3 separate regions of the Homo sapiens genome follow, and regions 1 and 3 are each linked to region 2. A link is a loop called in an ENCODE intact Hi-C map of the cell type or tissue named here. Cell type or tissue: sigmoid colon. All regions are shown on one strand. Each heading gives the region's core, and the rest is flanking DNA. Links, peaks and the distances in the headings are about the cores only.

The links. Peaks named below come from ENCODE experiments on the same cell type or tissue, not always from the same donor. Only the 100,000 strongest peaks of a DNase experiment are listed, where the experiment ranks them.
Region 1: a loop joins it to region 2, with 6 times the contacts of the local background. A loop is called at or near these places in 1 of 110 quality-filtered maps.
Region 3: a loop joins it to region 2, with 2.8 times the contacts of the local background. A loop is called at or near these places in 1 of 110 quality-filtered maps.

Annotation. Positions count from the first base shown.
Region 1 is chr10:76,455,178-76,462,343 of GRCh38, forward strand. All of the region lies in intron 6 of LRMDA (leucine rich melanocyte differentiation associated), which reads left to right. Among named protein-coding and RNA genes, the nearest start is that of KCNMA1-AS1, 430 kb to the right of the region's middle. In sigmoid colon, for the core only: no CTCF peak of the experiment used is centred there; a DNase peak (open chromatin) is centred at 4,014.
Region 2 is chr10:76,969,574-76,976,739 of GRCh38, forward strand. It overlaps KCNMA1 (potassium calcium-activated channel subfamily M alpha 1), which reads right to left. Exons shown (of 28, transcript NM_001161352.2): 20 at 401-494. All of the region lies in intron 2 of KCNMA1-AS1 (KCNMA1 antisense RNA 1), which reads left to right. Among named protein-coding and RNA genes, the nearest start is that of KCNMA1-AS1, 85 kb to the left of the region's middle. RefSeq lists an enhancer at 3,709-4,908. In sigmoid colon, for the core only: no CTCF peak of the experiment used is centred there; a DNase peak (open chromatin) is centred at 4,198.
Region 3 is chr10:76,348,258-76,355,423 of GRCh38, forward strand. All of the region lies in intron 6 of LRMDA (leucine rich melanocyte differentiation associated), which reads left to right. Among named protein-coding and RNA genes, the nearest start is that of KCNMA1-AS1, 540 kb to the right of the region's middle. In sigmoid colon, for the core only: no CTCF peak of the experiment used is centred there; no DNase peak of the experiment used is centred there.

The sequences.
Region 1 (7,166 bases), core at 1,131-6,130, 510 kb before region 2:
GGCCACCCAGAATTGGTGAATATTATAGAAAGAAAGTGTGGGATGGTGTTAAAGGACATTAGTTCAACTCGTCACCCAACGCCCAAATCCCTTGATTAGAAATGGAAAATATAAGATATATTGATGGTATTGAATTGGTATGAAATTCTGAAGGTTTTAAAATGCTGTTTATCCCCAAGACCAAAATAAGTGAATCCTAGGCTCGGCTGGTCACCTCTTCCTGCAAGGTCCTGAGGTAAGAGTATGCATCGATGCTAATCCCTGATGGGATGAGACTTTGATATTAGCCAGGGCCTTTAGGAATACACCCCAGTAAAAACACTGATGGGCTAGGATGAATGTCACAGGAGGCTCCTTACCTTAGTCAGCTTAGGGTAACTTAAGGGTCTATGCTAGAACAAAAGCAGGCCAAAAGGTCTGTTCTCCTTGTGGTCACCTCTAAACTCAAATTCAAGTTGCAAATCTTATCACTTCTCTGGGAGACAAGGCCTTACACACCGGTTAGCAGCAGATGAAAGCATAAAAATTAGAGTTTGTGGCCCATTGTCTGGCATAGATGTGTAGGGGAAGTGGCAGGGGATCAGAGGGTATATGACAAGGGCAAGTGTTATCTTCTGGGACCATCCTACTTAGTTATGTGGGAGAGGAGAAAGCCCCTGAATAATGGAAGGGAATGTCCCAAGGGATATATCCTGTTGTTACTCTGGCTGTGTGGCAGAGTCGGGTAGTAAGGAATCTAGAAGGGCCACATCAACTTGTATAGGCCCAGTGATTCCAACTGTATGCACCACAGTGAAGAAAAGGTATTCTATGCTGGCCAACCCTGCTAGTATTTCTCCTCTTCCTCCTTAGGGGCTGGGTTGTTGGGCTTGGGAAAGGGTATGAATATCCCTCAGAGAACATCCCCTTGCATAGCATCTCTACCCGAAAATAGTCGTTCGGTCTCCATTTTGTTCCTGGTGTCATCTAAAATAAGGAACAACAAATAGCCAGATTCAATTTCAGCATTATGGTTTGAGCAAGGGCCTGGCTTCTAGAGTGGGGTGTGTTGAGATGGTTTTCCCACTATTTTTATTTAACTCACCAAATATATTCTGTAATTGGGCATGACCCAGCAAAATGTTCCACTCTGAAGTTTTATCATGGAGGCCAAAGAGCATGTTCAATGTCTGCCAAGTTCTCAAAGGAAATAGTAGTGGGAGGGCAGGCCCTGAGCTGGAGCTTCCCTGGTGACTACAAAAGCAATTGCAGAGGACCACGTGATGTGGCTCCAGAGCACATGACTCAGATGTCCATTGAAAAGCTGTATTTGCTCAGGGTGATGGCTAAGAAAAATGTCTTATGCCCTTTAAGAAAAGAGTCTTGTTTTGAAGTGAGATAATCCTTCCATTTTCATAAGGTAGTTACTGAAAATAAGTGTTCATTTTCTTTGTGCAGACCAAGGAGTAGGCCTTCTGAGAAAGTTGCACTCTTATTAAAAAAAAAAAAAAAAAGGCACTATTTCAGATGAAAGCCTGAGATGCAGATTTGAGATCTTAAAACTTGAAGTAAAAGTCAGCACTCTGATGTGCCCAGCCTGTCCTTTCTACCTTCCCGTTGTTAAGAGGTGTTCTTTTCTAGCTCTTGAAGGAAGACTTTCATTCTTACCATGTCACCTCCTTCTTCCCTTCTTTTTTATTTTTTGGGGTCTGAAATAGTAATCCTGCAACACAGAACTTGTTTGGAATTCTGACTGTTTTAATCCTTGCCTTAATTTACTGAGGTTAAGTTGAAGATAGGAAGTTGAGTGTTGGTTTTTTCAAATTGTGGTCTTAGCCGTAACTCCGACTTTGAACATTTTCGGCAGTTCCATGGATGTCTGCGGATGGTCAGAGTCACATTTCATTGTCTCCAAGAACTGTCATGACCCTGTCTTTAGCATTCCTTCAGGCTTCTCTTTACTACAGATCAAGAAAGTACTTGGCAACAGTCTCCCATTAGGAGAGAGCATTCAGGGTTTTAGTTTCAACTTTTCGAAGTTTAATGCTTTTCCATTTTCTTTTCTCCGCGTCAGCCATGGGACAAGTAACGTATAGTTGATCTTCAGTATTCCCTGATTCTGTGTTTGCAAATTTGCCTGCCCACTAAAATCTGTAGCCCCCAAATCAATATTCATGACACACTTTCTCAGTCATTCATAGTCATGCACAAAGCAGTGAAATGTTGAGTTGCCCGATGTGCATGTTTCCAGCTGAGGTTGAACAAGGTGACACTGCTTTTTCGTTGCAGCTCTCAGACTGTATGCAAATGTCTTTCCAATGGTCTATTTAGTGCTATGCTTTTCATGTGTTTGTGTTTTTTTTGGTGATTTTGCAGTTTAAAGTGGCTGCCAAGTATTGTGCTGAAGTTCTGTATGGTATTCCTAAGCCCAAGAAGGCCATGATGTGCCCTGTAGAGAAAATCCATGTGTTAGATAAGCTTTCTTCAGGCATAAGTTATAGTGCTATGGGCCATAAGTTCGACATTAATGAATCAACAAAATATCTTAAATAAGTTTCCTTAAACAGAAATATAGAAACAACAAGGTTACGTCTCAATCAGTTGACAGAAATGTTGTGACCAGAGGCTTTCAGGAACCTAACTCTGTATCTTCCTTAGGAGCAATCGTTCAGTATTTGCTAATTCAGTGTTTGCAGAGACTTTATAGGGTGTAGCTGCTGCAAATGACAAGAATCAACTGTAATCATTTACTAAGTATCAGCTGTAATGGTGAAGATAAATATTCTAGACTTAATATGCCAGGAGGGATGTGCGTGCCTCATATGCTCTATGGACATGTTACAGTAAGGGAAATAGGAGGTGTCCCCCTCAACCTGGAACTCCTCTAACAAGCCAGATAGAAATGCATCATTTTTTAGGCCATTTCACTTGGATCGAAGCTTGTTTTCTTTCACACTCCTAGTGCTTTCAAAAAAAAAAAAAACTTGGCTGTTTAATTAAAAAAAATTTGGCCTGTTTTGTATATATTTGCAGTCTGAGCACCCATAGAGGGGAGTCACCCCTCTCCTCCAGACAAGGGTGGGTTGTTGAATTTTATGTGAAATCTTGACATTGCAATAAATCTCTGAACCTGAACCAGCCTGCACTGGATATTTAATACTGTTTTCATTTCCAATACTAATCAATCCTGGAAGAATGTGCTGTTATTTTTTAGTTACATGTAAACATTTAGATGAATATAAAATGGCTTATTGATAGCTTACATGCAGGCAAGTTTATTGATACTTTTGTCAAATTCTGTTTGATTGATTGATTTGGCCATCGTACTGCTATGGATATGGAATAGAACCAATATGACATTTTTATTTCCTGGCAGTGGTACCTGAGGGTGAATGGGATATGGGGAAGCTTGAGCTCTGTCTCTTGGATGAGAGCACTATCAGAGCCTGATCAGTGGAGCTCCTTTCTTTAAGGAATGACCTCAACTCTGTTTCACATCAGACACAGTTTGGAAGACCCCACAGGCCATTGCACTGTTGTATCATTCATGTGGGAAGCCCAGCTTCACAGGGGCCACAGAAATCTCCTCTATGTGACACTTCTGGCTACAGTGCATTATTTTGTTTTATTCTGATTTTTTAAGGAGGTCCCTAGTAGGCATCTTAGGAAACTTTGAAAATATATTAAGAAGATTCGGCATTTGATGCACAGATACAAATAAGGCCATTTTCCTCAGCCTGCAAGCCCAGTCTGAGACTTTGCAACCTTTCTCTCTTCTGATTGTGAATTCCAAGTGTCAAGACAAAATAGCACTAAGAAATCAGTAAAATGTGACGGTTTTTCTCAAGCGTCTACTAAGAGCCTAGCCAGATGCACATTTCTTATTCCTTTTGGTAAATAGATTCAGATTTGGTATGATTCAATGAACTAAAAAATATCCCCTGCTCAAAGCTTGTCTATGCCTGCTAATTGCATGAAGCTTAACAGATCCTCCACACACGGCACCAAATAAGGGCTGGCTGGAAATCAAAACCTCCTTGCCAAGCACTTTGGATTTTCCAAAGGAACTGTAATGTTCCTGGAGATGTTTATTAATGGAAATGGGGAACTTTGTGGACCAGGGTGAAGTCCCAGAGATTGATAGCCTGTTACTAGTGTTTATTATTTTTGACTGCAGGTTTTGAAAGCTTTTCCTCCTATCCTCCCTAAAAGGAACTTTCTCCGTCACTTGGGACTGAAAATGGGGGTGGAGTTCAACACCTCATGGAGCAATCCAAAATAGACGCACAGAATGTTAATAAGCCCAGGATTTTGCCCTCTGTTTTGTATTGCTCTGCCCCAAAATACAAAACCTAATTAGTGCATCCAGAGAAGCGTTAAATGGATTTCATGCTGTTTAATAAATGCTTTACGTGCTTTGGTGCCACTGCGAAATGTGTGGTTGAGTGAGGGTGGGAATAGGGAGAGGAAATGGTTGCTGTAAATGCTTCCTACCAATGTCAAGCACTATAGGATGAGCATCAGAGATGCGTGTTTATAACTCAGGTGCTTCATGTTTTCACCCGAATTTTCCTCCTTTTGGCTAGCCTGTTATTTTCCTTTTGGGCTTTTGTTTTTTTAATTTTATTATTATTATACTTTAAGTTTTGGGGTACAACGTGCAGGTTTGTTAATATGTATACATGTGCTCCCAGACATCGTCTCCAAAGGCTCAACCCACAATTGTCTACACTCAGAACAATGAGAAATTGTGAGTGACAGATGTGCACTGAGTGCTCACTGGGTGATGAGCCCTGAATGGGACATGGGAATTAGAAGGTGTGGCCATTGCCTCTGGAGAGCTTATGTCCCTATGGGGAAGATAGAACACATAATATCCTATTTTCAAGATAGACCGTCAGTCTGGTGTTCAAAGCCTTTCATAATGTGTCCCCTATTTAGTGACTGGCCTGTGACATCTCTCCTAGAGGCTGGTCTTTATTGTCTTATATGTTGGTCAGTGGTTGTGAGACTTCGCTGCACAGTAGAACTGTCAGGAGAGCTTTGAAAAAGCCCCAGTGTTCACACTGCACCCTCTATCAGTGCTTTGAGATCTTTAACCTGCATCAGGATCACCCAGAGGATATGTGGAAACACACATTTCTGGGCTTCACACCCAGCATTTCTAAGTCAGCAGGTAGAGGGCTCTAAAAATTTGTATTTCTAGAAGTTATTGCTAATGCTGCTAGTCCAAAATCACACTTGAGGAGGATTGGCCTTCATCAATTAAATCAGAATTGCTGTGTGTCTGATGATTCCAGCATGCAGCCAAGATGGAGATCTGTGTTCCACACATTCTTTAATGCATGTGGTGGAGACAGATGATCACATATCGTGAATGCCTCTGATTATTTTCCATGATTTAGCTATTTTTCTCTGACTAGACAGTAAAAGTCGTAATAGCAAGAACTGTGTATCTTTACCTTTTCTTGATTCTCTCAGGGTGCCCAGCCCAGGGTGGTCACACAGAAGTGTAACTTGAATAGTGTTAACCAAGGAAACGTAGAAGGGTGGATGGGAAGCATTGCAGATACCACCAGCACTCTTCATTTCCCTACTCTCCAAAACCTCTAAGGAAAGTTCTTTCCCTCTATTTGTGGACTCTAAGATGCATTGCAGAGCTACTTTCTCTCTCCTCTTCCCTCCATAGGGGAGGGTGCATTTTCAGCATTTACTTTTAAAGAAAGCAACTGCAAAGAGTACTGTATTCATAGATAAAAACTGCATTCACATCCTGGCTCTGATGTTTCTTCTTATATGATCTTGGTGACACTACTTAACATTTTCAAGTCCCCATTTATTCATAAATAAAATACGTATAAGAACATCTCTTTCACAGACTTCTGGAAATTAAACGAGTTTGTGCTTAAAACACTTCTAAGGACAATATAAAACACAAAAGGCACAGTAGGCCTTTTGTTTATAACCACATTGTAGCAAACACACATTTTTCCTGGAAACATAATGGGAGTGCTCTTGGGTTATGGGAAGTAGCAAGGGGAGATGAGCAAATATTTGTGCCTCATCCTGACCTCGCCATGCATGGTGTGAAATGTCTAGGTATGCCATCAAGAACCAAAGTCCTGTGTAACAGAAAATCTCCAGTGAGCCTGTCATGATGATGGAGACAAGCCTCTGTTGAACTTCACTGCCAGTGAACTCTACTAAAATGTCAGTCCTGTATTCGCATAGCCTATCAGTCAGGGAGCAGGCTATGAGCACTGAGATTTCCACAGCAACCTGTTGGTGCCTTTAGTGCATTGCTTCCAGAATGATTCCCATGAAATAAAGAGATCTAGCATTGTACTTACTGGTTCTTAGCAAATGTTCTTCCCCGTAGGTAGAGTGCCTTAACTCTAGAACCATAAATTTGTTTTCAGAATGCAACAAGATTGCATAGTTGTGTAATAAAGCTCCTGACAGAGTGTTAAAGATAGGAGGGGGAGATGGTGAACTGGGAGAGCCAGGAATCCTCATCAAACTATTATGGGAGGCTCTGCCCTCTGAGAAGAGAAGTGCTGTCTTAAGAAATTTCCTTGATACTCAAAGGGTGTTTTACACAGAATCACCTGGGCTTTTGTTAAGAATGTGGACTCAGGCCGGGTACAGGGGCACACACCTATAATTCCAGAACTTTGGGAGGCCGAGGCGGGCAGGTCCTTTGAGTCCAGGAGTCCAAGGCTAGCCTGGGCAACATAGAGAAACCCCATCTCTACGAAAAATACAAAAATCAGCCAGGTGTGATGGCATGCACCTGTAGTCCCAGCTACTTGGTGTGGCTTGAACTCCCTTGAACCAGGGAGGTCAAGGCTGCAGTGAACTGCAATTGTGCCAGAGTGAGGACCACAGAGGGAACTCTGTCTCAAAAAAAAAAAAAAAAACCACACACACACACACAAAAACAACAACAACCAAAAAAACCAGAATGTGAACAACAACCACCAAAAAAACCAGAATGTGAACTCAAACACTCAGACAATACCCTAGACCTTCTGAATCAGAATCTGCATTTTTTTTTTCAGGAGTCCCAGGCAATTTGTATACACTTAAATGTTTGAGGAGAAAGATAGAAGAGTCTCTTAGAACTAGACTGGGAATTAAGACACCTGACTTGGTATTCTTTTAGTTCCATCTTCACCTCAGTTTCT
Region 2 (7,166 bases), core at 1,326-6,325:
ACAGTCCTCGGAGGGACTCCAGCAGAAAGAGACTGCCGCAGGCAAACTAACCACACGAGTTTCTCTGATTGGTTACCGCCATCATTAGTGCCACTGCTGTTTAGGAACTACACACAGACAGGACATGGTGACAGCTAAGACTTTAAAGCCTATGTATTTTTCAAACAGCTTTTCAAACTGTTTTTCATGACAGAATTTTTTCAGCTCTATCATTAACTGCTGACAAGCTGACAGAATAAATACTCCAGCCTTTAAGAAGCCATCTAACGATCTCGCTCCCCTCCCCCACCCCGGGCTTGCTGGGGAGGGGAGACTCTGGGCCTGGCAGGGTGAGGAGAGGGCGAGGGGAGGAAGAGAAGGGCTAAGAGGGAAACCGTGGGCAACCAGCCCCTCTCCTTACCTCATCAGCTTAGGCGAGGTGTTGGGTGAGTTCCGCATGCCTCCATTCCGTTGCTTTTTTTTTGGTGATAGTGTTGACGGCTGCTCATCTTCAACTGGAAATACAGGCAGCTCATGAGATTATGAACAGTTTGAGGGCAGACTGTGCAATACAGGCAAAATATCAAAGGACACACACTCAAGGCTCAGTCACTCACTAGGAATTCATGGCTGTCTTTTAGGACCCAATGACAAAGACCAAATGTGTTAGTCAAAGAGGCCGGCTTAGAGAAGGTGAAGGCAACACCTCTTTACACTCCAGCCTTTGAACATACACTTTAAACAGACTAAAACAGTTTGTAAACACCCTGCCATAAGAAAAAAAAAAAAAAAAAAGAAATCATGATTTATCTGTATACCAAAAAAAATACTTATCATTATTCTTAGAGTTAATTTTGGTTACTTTGCTTTGCCCAGTAATAGACTGCGTTTTGTTGTAACCAAAATCAGAAATAAAGTTGTATTTGAAATGTCAGCATAACTGCCAGCCTGCTGCTTCTCCAGATGAACCAACTTAGCTGGTTCCTAACCCCTGCATACCAGAGAAAGAGCGTTGAAAAGAGGCAAGGATTCAAGGCCTTGACAGCCAATGTTTCAATCAGATCGGGGCACATTGGTGCATGCTGGCTCAATAATCCCCAGCCCAACTCAGCTCTTATCCCTCCAACTGCCAGGAGGGAGGGCTTGTGGGGCTGTGCCAACGGGGTCCTTTTTCAACCCATGAAGACAGGAGCACCGGGGCTGGTGAGGTTGGAGGAGAGCCCCGGAATGAAGGAGGAGGTTGCCATTGAATGAAATCTCTGATGATGCAGCAGCGGGGCAGGGATGGAGGGCAGCACAGGGGATTGGAAACCAAAAGCTGTTTTCCAAATGTCTAAACCACACAGATTGCTAAGCAATGTGAAGCTTCACTTAGAAACACCACAGCACACTCTACTGCTCTTGCCCAAAGACACCCACTAATAAGCTTTGCAGATGTATTAGCCTGCATCATGCTTCTTTTTAAGAGAACTGCTTGATAATTAGCAGATGCAAACCCAGCCTGTCACCCAGGGGCATCAGCGGCAAAATTCTAGTCCTCCTCTCCCCACCCCCACAATTCAGGCTAAAGCTGTAATATCAAGAAGGAAAAATAAGATCTTTGGATTCTTATAGTTGACTGCAACACAGACTAGGAGGAAAGCACCCTGAAACTCAGAATGCACAGCAGTTACCTTAAAGCTAAGAAGAGAAATATTAGCAGTGATGACATCAAAAGAGACTTGATATATGTTAATGGTGTAGGAGTCTTAGATGGGGGAGAAAGTGCCATGTCAGCTACTTGGTATTATCCAGGAAGACCCATATTAGAGCATGCATTATATGGTACTTCCCTGAAAACGCTAAATAAATTTAGTAGGTTATGATACATGCTTCCAAAGCTATTTTAATAATCCAACTACCCTCCAAACCTGCTTCAAAGTATTACACATTTTACACTCTCCTATTCTGCTGTCAGTTTGGGCTTGTCTAAACCCTGGCTGATGCAGGAAAAGGGAATGACTGTGGTGTAAGGTGAGAGTGAGACCAGAAGAGATGAAGGCAAGAAAGCACCTGCAAACACCCACAGCCGACCCCCTGTACCACCTGCTTCCTCTGACACCCACCAGGGCCCAAGCTCAGGCCGAGACTGTATCAGTCATTTAGAGCTCCAGGCAGAGACTATGTGGCTGGGATGATATCGCATCTTATCAGAAATGAGTATCCAAAGCAAATCACACAGAGACTAAACAGCACTTAAAAGATTAAAGGAAATAAATACAAGCCACATAAATGGTATTGAAAAAATCACTTAGAGTTGATATGCATCTCTCGGCAAGCAAACAGGCACTCTGAGCTTGACCTGAATTCATCTTCCTTTCACAGGATAGGGGACCAGGCATCTGAGGCAATAATGGGGTAGAAAGGCAGCGAGGGTGTGTGGGTGTGTGTGTGTGTGTGTGTGTGTAGGTATGCTTTCGCACTTTCCCCATCTTAGAATGAAGTAGAAAGTCTTGCACTAACTAGACGTATAAGACAAGGTCATCTTTTAATATGGGCCACTTGCAATTGGTGTATTGTGTTCAGGGTGACCTAGACTGGTTGTGTAGCATGCTGGAGCAAATAACACGTGTGTGTTTGTGTGAGTGCATGTGAGTCACTCTAGTCGGGGTGCAAGTTCTGTTTTTCTCATCTTAAGGTTATAATTCAGTTAGACTTCTTAAGGTTATAATCCCACATCCAAAGGTTTTTATCTAACCTAGTCTACCACGGCTAGCATTTTTCAAGGTCACCAGATGCTACCATGGTTGTGTCCAGTTACACAATGAATCTAGATGAGTTAAGACCTGAACAGAAGTCATCCTCCCTAGCATGCCTGTGGGATTATTTTGCTGAGCATTGGCTTCCCTTTTTGCATTGGGCCTATAACAAATAATCCTCTTTGGTTAAGTGGCCATTATCTTTACACCTTGTTGCTACACTGATCTTCAGATGGGAGAGTTGCAAGTTAATACCTGTTAGCCAGCTCAAGGGAGACACCTCATTCTGGTAGTAAAGTTATGCCTCTTCTATGCAAAGAAACTATTTATTTTCATTGCAACTCAGAAAGATCATCCATCGTAATCATACTGCATTTAAAGTGGGATTTGTTCTCCAAAATGAAACTTGTGTTTAAAGGTTTCCTCCTGCACTCACAGCCTAAAAATGCAGATCTGTTCCCTGAAGAGATGGGGGAAAATGTCTCCAGCTTAAATATATGAACGCTGTGTAATGGAGACCATTACATATGGCTTAGGTCCCTCAAGAGAAGCAGTGATAACTTCTTTCTCATAAGTAGGATATAAACCATATTTAATTATCAGCCTTTATATGGATCCTATCAATTTCTGCATAAAGAAAGCAGATCTAGGAAAACTTTTAGTTAAGCTATAAAATATAATTTTCATTTCATGGCTTCTGTGACTACATGAGAGGAATAAAAATGGAATTAAAAGGGAGACTTAAATTTACTCACTTTCATGAAAGACAAACGTGTTGAAGTAGTGGGCCACTACCTCATGACGATGCAAATTTACAAGCTCTTATTTAACCTACATTTTGGCTAATTACAATACACCTCCATCTATGGCATTTTCACTTGCCTTCATGCTGCGGAAGCCACATGAAGATATGATCCTTTAAAGAAACCTGACTTCTTTAGAACACAAACAAGTTCAGGAATCTAACGTGGAATTTTATAGGAGCTGAACTCCATCCAGTCTCCAAGTACTCATAAAATTCAAGGGCTTGTTTTTGCACATCCCTAAGTATAACACTTAATGTGCTGTTGTAACTTCCCAGCGCTCCCTTGTCTAATAGGCACTGAATCTAACAGTTTTACAGTTTGGGAAGACTCAGTGCTAGAAAAATGTCAGGCAAGTCTAATGAGGCTTCAGATCCCCTGGTTTGCGCTAGAGTTTAATTTAAAGTTACAATGATGTTTTAACATGTTTGCTTATACTTGACTAAAGAGGATTCGTTATTTCAATGACATAACCTCCAGACAATGTTCTGAGAATTGATTTAAGATGTGGTGGTAATTCCAACAGCCTTAATGCAGAGTTGAACATCTGTAACAACATTTTACTCGACTTTTCATCAGCATTCTGTTTTCAAGCAAAAGCAACGTCTTCCAGAAACACTGGCCAGAACTCTGGGCTTACTTCAAAATGATTACATATTTCACTAGATTTTTAAAAAAAGAAATATCTTCCTTTATCAGCCGCGCCAGACTGCAAACACTGTGTCAGGGTTTACCAAGCCTCTTTATGGTCCTTGGAGTGAAATGGGGCAATGATTGCAACTCCCAGCCTTCCCTAATTCAGTCTAATGCCTGCATTAGATGGACCTGATGCTCAGCTCTAGCCTGGGGCACATTCCCTCTGCCCTGTTTCCCCAGTGAGATTTAAGGGGATGATGCCCTTTAAGATTTAAAGGTGAGTTTATTGGCTGGAGTTAAAAAACAGTTCAAAGCAAATAAACTCAGAAACGTAATAAAAGGCAAACAACTCATAAACATGAGTCAACCGCTATCTCCATTATGTTATTAATCACCACATCTGGAGAAACCCACATCTGTACACACTTAGCAGGTCATTAGTAATGTCATATTCACACTGGAGTCACTCAGAATAAGAGTCATGCAAAGTGGTTTGAACACAAAGGCATCTAGCTAACAGGGCTTCCGACTGAAGTCTTGCACAAGCTGCCAGTTTGGGGGTGAGGTCGTTTTAATTATTATTAATCGTTTTTTACGGTTTTCCCTTTTGGTATTTTGCTGCCCAACAAGCTAAGTGCAAGCTGAAATCCACAGTAGTGCATCGCTCTTCTTCAACTGAGCTCAGCATGGTAAAGTAGAATGTTGAGGGCTGCAGGGTAGTTATTAAAAATGGGAATGGGTCCCAGTCTTCCTTCACCTGGCTCGGTCACAAGCCGAGAATTGGGAGTCTCCTTCTTGAACTCAAATGGATCTTTGGAATAGCGTGATCTAGCTGCAACCTTGACTGCCAAACAATAAGGAGAAAAGAAAATGGAAATTAATCCATAGTGAAATTTCTTTTAGAAAAGTTCCAAACAATTTTAACATTGAATAGCTTTGAATCAAACTGGAAGTTTCTCCCTCACAGCTGAATTGCCATTTTTTTCCCTTTCTTTTACCCTGATGACTTCCTGCAATTCTTTTTGCCGTCTTATTGTCATCTGTATCAGTAGGGATAATACTTCTGGAAATTCAGAAGACAATCTTCTTGGTATAATTTCCAAAAATATACTGAGTTCCCCGTCACCCCACAACATGTACAGACACCGAAAACTCAGTTTAGCAGCAGGATCAGACCCATTCTTTCCTGAAGTCTGCTAAAACAAATTCTACTGAATAATCATTATATTCCGAGTCATCAATCCTTGGTGATAAACTTTTGCTGTCTGTCTCGAACTGCCGGCTTGGTCAGCCCCCTTAGTTGTGGTATCAGTGCCTAACATTAAATGCCGTGAGTTTGCCACTCCTCAGAAAGACAGATCCACGGCATTTCCTTCGGCCGTCAGCGACACCAGTGAAAAGTGGGTGTTTCAAATGTTGTTTTACTAAAATGAAGGGTATGGAGTGATGGTAAAATTCCTGGAATTTTACAACAGTCGTGTTGCAAAATGTAATTCACCATGAACAAAACTCCCAAGCTGACCTAAGCTCTCTCTGATATGACTGTTTAAGACTTTCACCAGAAAGTTTGTGCAAGTTAACTCTCAAAGTCTTACGGCATGGCCACAAGAGCGCAGTCTCTGGATTGGAGGATGGAATGGTGCCTGGCTGTTTCTCACACGAACCAGACGGGTAAGAGGGTGTGGTTGTTTCCTTAAGCGATGATGGGAAAACAACCACAAAAATAATAATACATGCCAGCTGAACAACCCATACTGTGAATTTGGTAGTATGATTCCTGTAAAGGAGCACTTGACTGCTGTTTCGGGATGGATCCCGTGGTGGGGAATGCCATGTGTCCATCGACGAGGCTGAGCTATTAAGCACAGCTAGGATCAGGCAAGCCAGGCAATGGAGCCAAGTTCTACGCCCAGAGAGTAGTGGGCAGTATCAGGGTGCAGGGGAGTTAAAGTGGGTGATGTCCTTGGAATGAGAGTTTCTTGCCTGACAACCTTGAATAGCACATATCACTAAGAAGTTTGATAAGCACTGCAGTATTCTTCATAAAAATCAACTATAAATCTATTTTTTGAAAGATCGTGGCTAATATTTTCTTTTTCTGAGACAAGGGGTCTTTGTTGCCCAGGCTGGTGTGCAGTGGTGTTATCTTAGTTCACTGCAACCTCTGACATCACGGCTAACATTAATCCACAGATTAGGAAAAGAAGAAAGATGCTGCCCCTTAAAAGCAACCCCAACGATCATAATATCTCAAACATATACACCTCTCTAAAATCAAACAACCACATTATCATATACATTATTCTGGCAGGATAATTTCACAACTTCTAGCTAGGAAATAGGAAACACATTTACTTGGAAAACCTAATGGGTATCAGTTTTTAAAAAATCTATCGTTATGCAGAATAAGAATTTCAAAAAATGTCTAAGTGACCTGTACTGCCCTAGGACAGGCATAGGGAGTGCCCACCCCATGGTAGGCTGCCAGGGCAGGGAAGGGAGGCTTGTTGGAGCTTTTGCATTTCTGGCTTTTGTGGAGCTAATAGGAAAATGGGGAGGGAGACTTTAAGGAACAATAGGTTATGTAGAAGTTAATCACAGGGTGTATTTCTGGCTCTATTCACTGCCTAGGAAACCTGAATTGTGTAAGTTTGAGTCCATCAACACAGAGTAATGAAAGAATTCAGCTCCTCCATAGGAGAGAGAAAAAAAATACTATATAAATATATGAACAGAATCCACATGACATGGAATGCAGTGTTCTCTACAAAATACTGCGGGCCTAATGGATCCTCTAGAATCCAATTGGGTAAATTAGATGTGCCCATGCTACCCATGCCATAGGCCCTCAACCCCAATCTCAAACTATGTTCTGTATGCATCCTGAGAGGAACTCAGCATGTACCAAAGCCCCCCATATCTAGAATCGCAGCTCATATATCTTCGCTGTAGACTTGACCTGTTAGAATCATTGCCCAACACTCCGCCCTGTTCAGTATTCAGTAGAAAA
Region 3 (7,166 bases), core at 1,512-6,511, 620 kb before region 2:
AGCAAAGGGCCTGGGGGCTCCTGTGCATTGATAGCTATCCATCACGGGCAATGTGGTAGAGTGGGGTAGAGCTAGAAGGATGTATTCAGGAAGCTGCCATTATTAGAAATGTGCTTCTCAAGCCTACATAAGAATCTCCTAGGGAACAACCATAAAGTAAAAGTGCTTAAGCACGTATTTCCAAGGATTCTAATTCAAGGGAACTGGGTAACACCCTGGCATCTACTGTTTTTAATGAGTTGTTCTGGTAACACCTCTGCATGTAAACATGTGAAGACGATTGCATTAAATGATATTGACAAGGAGTCTCTTTCCCCTAGTCCTTTCCACCATGTGGTTTAGGAGAATAGCAACTATTTCCAAACCCTACTGAATAGTGGCAGCCACAAATGTCTTGCCATGTCAGGCTCTCAATGGTTTCTGAGAAAGATTGAACAGCCTTCAGGAGGCTAATCTATGATTAGGTATTTGCTATGCAAGACACTGTACATGTGTAGAAATGGCAAAGGTCCCTGCCTCAAGGAACTTACAGTTTAGGAGGACCTAGCAGACAGAAACTCAGACAAATAAATGCAGCAAACTGTGACATTTGCTGTGAAAAGCCATTTGTATTGGATAATGGGGACAAATGGGGTTTGGTCATTAGCTGAAGGGTTGCCTAGGTCAGCATAAGGCTTGCACAAAGGAGTGGCAGATGAGGACATCACAGGAGCCGTGTTGAGGAGGTCAAATACTTGGGTAGTAGCCACATGTTGGTTGTAAATGTGTGTAGGAGGGAAGAGCATGAAATAACTCCCAGGTTTTTCTGGCATGAGTGTCTTTGTGGCAGGTGAAGCCATTGTGAGGATCAGCATTTGGAAGAACTGGATTTGAAGAGAATGTTGAATATGAAGTATTCATAGTCTGTAAATGGAGATGTTCTAATTTGTGGGTCAGCAAACTTTTATCACAAATGGCCACATAGTAGGCATTTTAGGCATTGCAGGTCAGTCTTTGCCATGACCACTCAACTCTAGCATTCTAGTGTGCAGGTAGTCATAGGCAATATGGAAGCCAATGGGGTTGGCTGTGTTCCAATAAGACTATTTAGAAAAACAGGCAGTGGGCCAGATTTGGCCCATGGGAGCTAGCTTGCCACTCCTGCTATATGTATAGGTATGATCTGAAGATAAAAATATAAATGTAGCTATGTTGACTCACATACATACATATATATATTATATATATTTACCTAGTATCTTTCTATGTAGACTTATAATCATACCTATTTGATATAAACGCTGCACTTCCTGGTTATTTGGGATAAACAGTTTTTTCAAACTATCCAAAAGTCACCTAATAATTGTCTATAAAGAAACAATTAAATATGAAAATATAAATTAAAACAACAAAATACATTTTGTACTCAGTGGTTCAGCAAAATTTAAAAATCTGGTGATACCAAGTGTTACCAAGGTTGTAGAGCAACAAAAACTGAAAAGCTATTTCAATGGGAGTTGTGAATTAATGTATCTCTATTGGAAAACAATTGATTATTTTCTAGTGAATTTGAATATATATGCCAATCCTAAGTTCCAGAAATCTCACTCCTGGGACTCTACCACAGGAAAAACTATTATACATGCTCAGATCAATATGAACTATACTCATAGCATAACAAAACAAAAAAACAGAAGCCGGAAACAACCCAAAATGATTCATTAAATAAAGTGAAATAACATTCAATATGGACAAATCTAAAAATCAAAAGAAAAAGAAACCGACTGAATGATACCATATAATATCCTTTATATAAAGCTTGAAAGTGCCAAACAAAACACTGTTGTAAAAGGGTCCTTACATTTTTGGCAAAACTAGGATGAAAACCATGAAAATGAAAAACTCAAAATGCAGGTAGGTGGAGGCAAAAAACAAAAAAAAAAATAAATAAATTCTGACCTGATAGGAACGACCAATGGGATTTATTTATTTCTAAGCTTGGTAATGGGTAGACAGATATTTTTAAAATGATAGCTCTTATTATTTTACATATGTTATATTTGTTCCTTAACATCAAGCAAGTCTTGCATGATAATGAAAAGGCAAAACCAAAATCTTATTAAGTTATCAATTTTATATTTTCAAAAAATAATTAAGTCAAGTTTATTCTTTTGTTCAAAAGAAACGTTCATTATGGGGACCGATTTTTTTTTTTTTTGGTCTGGCTCTGTTTCTTTCCAGTCATGTCACCTCTCCCCATGACAGAGGGTCAGCTGGCTTCCAGTGTTTCAGCTAGGCAGGAGTCGGGGATTATGGATAGCATAGAAGAGGGAGGAATATCAGGAAGGAGCTAACGTTGCTGGTGTAGGGTCATTTGAGTTCCTGTATCTCTAGGAGAACAAGCATTGTCTTTGGCATAGGACAGAATGTGGTCAGAATCCTCTCTGTCACTCAGAAAGTAATTCCATTGCTGTCTTAATATTATCCTAGTCATCTGGGGTTGCAGGAACACTGTGTAGTGGTTTTGCGGTGTGGAAGCTATTGCTACATAATTTTTTATTTCTTGAATATCACTTTGTAGTGTCATGATTACAAGGCTTGGAAGAAGATAAACTCTCTGTCCATTCCGAGTATAAATGGGCACTTGAGATGAAACCACCTCGTTAATTTCCCCTTGTTGCTGAAGTAGAATCTGAATCCAAACCACAACACAACCTAGCCCCTAAATCTCTATTAAAAACCACCTTGGGTAGTCTGGCAAAGCTTTATTTAAAGTCAGCAGAGAATTATAAAGTCAAACGTGAAAAATGGTACAACAAGAAAGAATCATAAAAAAATACTAGATCAGTTAAATGTAGTCAAAGGCAATTTAGTGTGTTCTGGCACCAGCACTTATTGATGCAAAGAATGTGATATGTCAGGGGTTGGCAAGAGCATGTAGGAAATGCAGAATGAAGGATGCAGCTCCACGCATTGACTCCGAAACAGCCATACATGGCTGCAGAGGATGCTTCAGCTACCTTCCTTGCTTTTCTATCAGGAATTTCAGGGAGAATATTCGAATTCCCCTAGGATGGACATTTTCTGTTCTTTTGTTCTTGATATAGTTTATGTTTTAAAGTAGAATTCTTTCTTTCATGGAGATAAGCTAACATGGAGACTGTGTAAATTGGGTCAGACCAGGAGGGTAAGTAAAACTTGCTGGTACTTCTGAGTATCCTACTATTCTAGTTTCTCTGGGGCTGCTACATTTATCTGCTTTTTTACATCCATCTCCAAGCTGTGAGGGTTTCTGCCTCATCTTCTTCACCCCTTTGGTTTCCCATTCACCAATATTAGCAGATTTGCTCAGTAATGAACACAGCTACCAATGTTATGCACCCACCCCTTTCCAGGCACTGTGCTAGGCCCTGCATATACATTCTCTCACTAATCCTCAACAAGCCCCGGTGATTCTTAGAACTCTAGTCTGAAAAAAAAAAAAAGCCCCTGTGAGATAGGTCTTATCAGCATGTTGATTTTACACATAAGGACAACTAGGGCTAAGAGACTTAGAGCTCATTTGAGGTGCCACAGAAACAGAACTCACTAGGCCGGACTCCTGTATAGGAGCAGGCGCTATGTAAGAAGTGTTGGTTCTCTAACTTCATCAACAGTAAAAGGTGGGTGCCAGTACCTCTAGGGGACAGAGTACAGGATAGTATAGTGTCAAGAGCATCAGGCTGAAGTCTGGGTTTGAATCCTGGCTTTGCCACTTATTGACTCTGTGACTCTGGAGAAGGTACTTGACCACTCTGCATCTCCCTCTCCATAAAATAGGGACAATAATAACACCTGCCTTACTAAGGTTGTTGTGAGGATTATGTAAGTTGCTATGAATAGTTTCAAATAGTTACTGTGGAAGTGCTGAATGGTAGTCCCCTTACCTCTAGGGGATGCATTCAAGATCCCAGTGGATGCCTGAAACCATGGAGAGTACTGAACCCTATGTATACTGTATTATTTTTTTGTGTGTACATTTATAACTGTGGTAAAGTTTAGTATAATTATTAGGCATGGTAAGAGATAACGATAACTGATAATAAAATAGAACAATTATAAGAATATTCCAGCATCACTACGCTTGCACTTTGGGGCCATTATTAAGTAAAATAGGGTTACTTCAACACAACCACTGCCATACCACAACAGCCAATCCAATAGCTGAGACAGCTTCTAGGTGACTAAGCGGCCGATTCTATATACAGAATGGACACACTGGACATAGCGATGACTCACATCCTGGGCAGGATGGAACAGGATGGTGTGAGATTTTATCATGCTACTCAGAATGGCATGCAATTTCAAACTTATGGATTGTTGATTTCTGGAATTTTCTATTCAATATTTTCAGACTCTAGTTGACTGTGGGTAACTAAAACCATGCAGAAAGTGGATAAGGAGGGACTACTGTATACATATTGTTGCTGCTGCTGTTTCTATTATTATTATTATCAATAGTGTTGTTATTTTTGTCTTAAAAAATATATCCCTGAAAGTAGAGTGCCTTCACTGAAAGAAGTGGTTGTGGATGGAATCAGGGACAGGGGAGGTGGAAGGACCAGCCCCTGTGGCAGGTCAGATGGGAGGATGTTCTTAGACATGCCACTCGGTACCCTTGAAATCCTACTTTGGTGTGGGCCATATCCACTTTTGGTAAACTCATTTGCCCCAAATGAAGCAGCTTTTGAAGATCAAACAAGAAAACTGGATTCTTTGAGTATATCCAGCTTGAGTACTTCCATGTTCAAAATGCCTTTCTTTCCTGTCTACAGATTCACCTCTAGGAGAGAAGGAAAGAAGTTTGGAGACTTCCTTTGGTTCTAGCAGGTCTTATCAGAGTCTCAGTGTAGACTGAAGAGGAGTGATTGCTATACTGTAAATGCTTTAGAGGGTCTGAAAGAGATTAGAGAAACCTATTCCAGAGGATAAAGGCAGGACAAGAGGGAGCCATTAATCTCATGGACATTACATTCCCTAAGAACTTTTTTTGGGAATGGCCAGAAGCATGCCAGGCCATGTGCTGTCCATTTGCAATTCTCTGAGCTGTGGAGTTGTGTGTGTGTGTGTGTGTGTGTGTGTGTGTGAGATAGATTGAGGCCAATGTCATTGCCTCATTTACAATGGTTCTTAAACTTGAACTGAAAGGTTGACACATGCATGCAGAGTCAATGCAGATTATTCGACTGAAGTAGTCCTGACAAATACCAGGGCTCTCCACATTGTCAGGAACAGTCTGATGATGACACGTTCGAAGCTCCGCAGACTGGCTTGCATCTTAGTAAATGTGTACAATCAGGGGAGACATAGCTATGCCGTGGAGAGTTCTGAGATGTGAAGAGAACAAGTTAATTGTTCAGCCTCAACTGAGACCTTTCACTCAAGTCATTAATCACAGTGCACAGTCTGGAGTCTTGGCTCTGAAGTTCGATTCTTTAGGCTGCTTTCCTGCTCCAGATGAAAGCTCATTCCAGGTGCTGGCCATTTGTGTTTTCCTCCAACTAGGCTGATTTATGGACCTGGAGATGTTTTCTGGTTTTTCCAAATTCTGTTCCATTACTTTGTAATAAGGGGGGACATGTGATTTCTGGCTTTTTGCAGATCCTCAGTTTTAACATCCCTAATACCAAAGATTTTTAAAATTAGTCTGTGGTCTGCTTTCTGTGATCTGGAGAATAGAAATGCTGTTCTGTATTTTGAGTATCAAAGTTAAGACTTTAGGGACTCATTTCTTTCCCCTTGAGCTGGAGTTGAAGTTGCAAGGGATGGGCAGGAAACTGTGTTCCTGCCTTCAACATCCCAATGCAAATTAAGGCTTGGGAAGCCCTAGTGACAGCAACTGACTGCAGGTGTTGGAGATATCCCCGTCCCACCCGAATACATATGGCTCAGGGTATAATATTAAAGGACTTCCACACTTGGGCTAGGTCTCTGGTGACAGTGTAAGCCAATATTGAAGATTTCAAAGGAGAATCTGAGTGTCAAAGGAGGACATTGTGATATGGAGGCTGAACAGGGTGCTGCCAAGTGTTAGCTGTTTGACTGAAAGGTAAACCAGATCTGAGTTGATATGGGGCAACAGATCCCTTGGGAGTTTTCCCAGGAGGATAGAAATGTGTCACAGCAAAGTAATTGGAAATTGATATTTGGCATATCTCTGGGTTACTTTTTATTCCAGATAATACCAAGAGTCACTTGGTATTGGCCAAGAGTCATTAGTGACTTATACATCAAATCCCATAACCCATTGCTGAAATACAATCTTCTGTTCGTTGACAGTAGCCAGCTGCTTCCTGGTCCTCTGCTTCCTAACTAGTACTTTATGTTAAAGGCCCATGGCCCTGATTTAGGTGAAATGAGTGGTAAAAATAGCAATTCAATCTTATAAAAAACCTGTCTATACTTTTAAAAAATTGATATATAATCATTGTACATATCTATGCGGTGCATGTGGTATTTTGATACACGCATATAATGTGTAATTATTAAACCAGGGTATTTGTGATATTTATCACCTCCAACATTTATCATTTCTGCGTGTTAGGAACATTTCAAATCTTCTAGCTGTTTTGAGATATAAAATAAATTATTTTTAACTATAGTCATAATTGTGCTGTCGAACATGATGTCTTCTATCTAACTAAATGTTTGTGCCCGTAACCAGCCTCTCTTCATCCCCCTGCACTGCACCAATTCTACCTTTTGATAATTCTCTGAAACGAAATTTTCACTGGCAGTGCTGTCCTTCAAATTCAACTCAACTCAACAGGTACTTGTTCAGAGCCTCCTATGGGCTTTATATTGTGTTGTGTGCCCTGGGACCTATAAAATAAGTATCAAACATGACCTTTGCCCTTGAAAAGCTTATGAGCTCATAGGAAGGATGATGTGTTTATGAAACACATTTTACATGGCAAGATAAGCTATCGTGTATGTGCCAAAGTGACTAGAATCGGGAATAAGTGCAACAGAGAGTCAGAAAAATGAGAGTAGGTTGTACTGGAACTGTCAGAGAAGCTCTTATGGATGAGGTGGGACAAAGACACAAATATCCTAAACCCAGAACTCTCCGTTAAAGAAATTGTAAGAAGCACAGCATCAGGTTACCAAGAAATTATGGAGCCCTTTTAAGTGAAAGTAATTTGTTC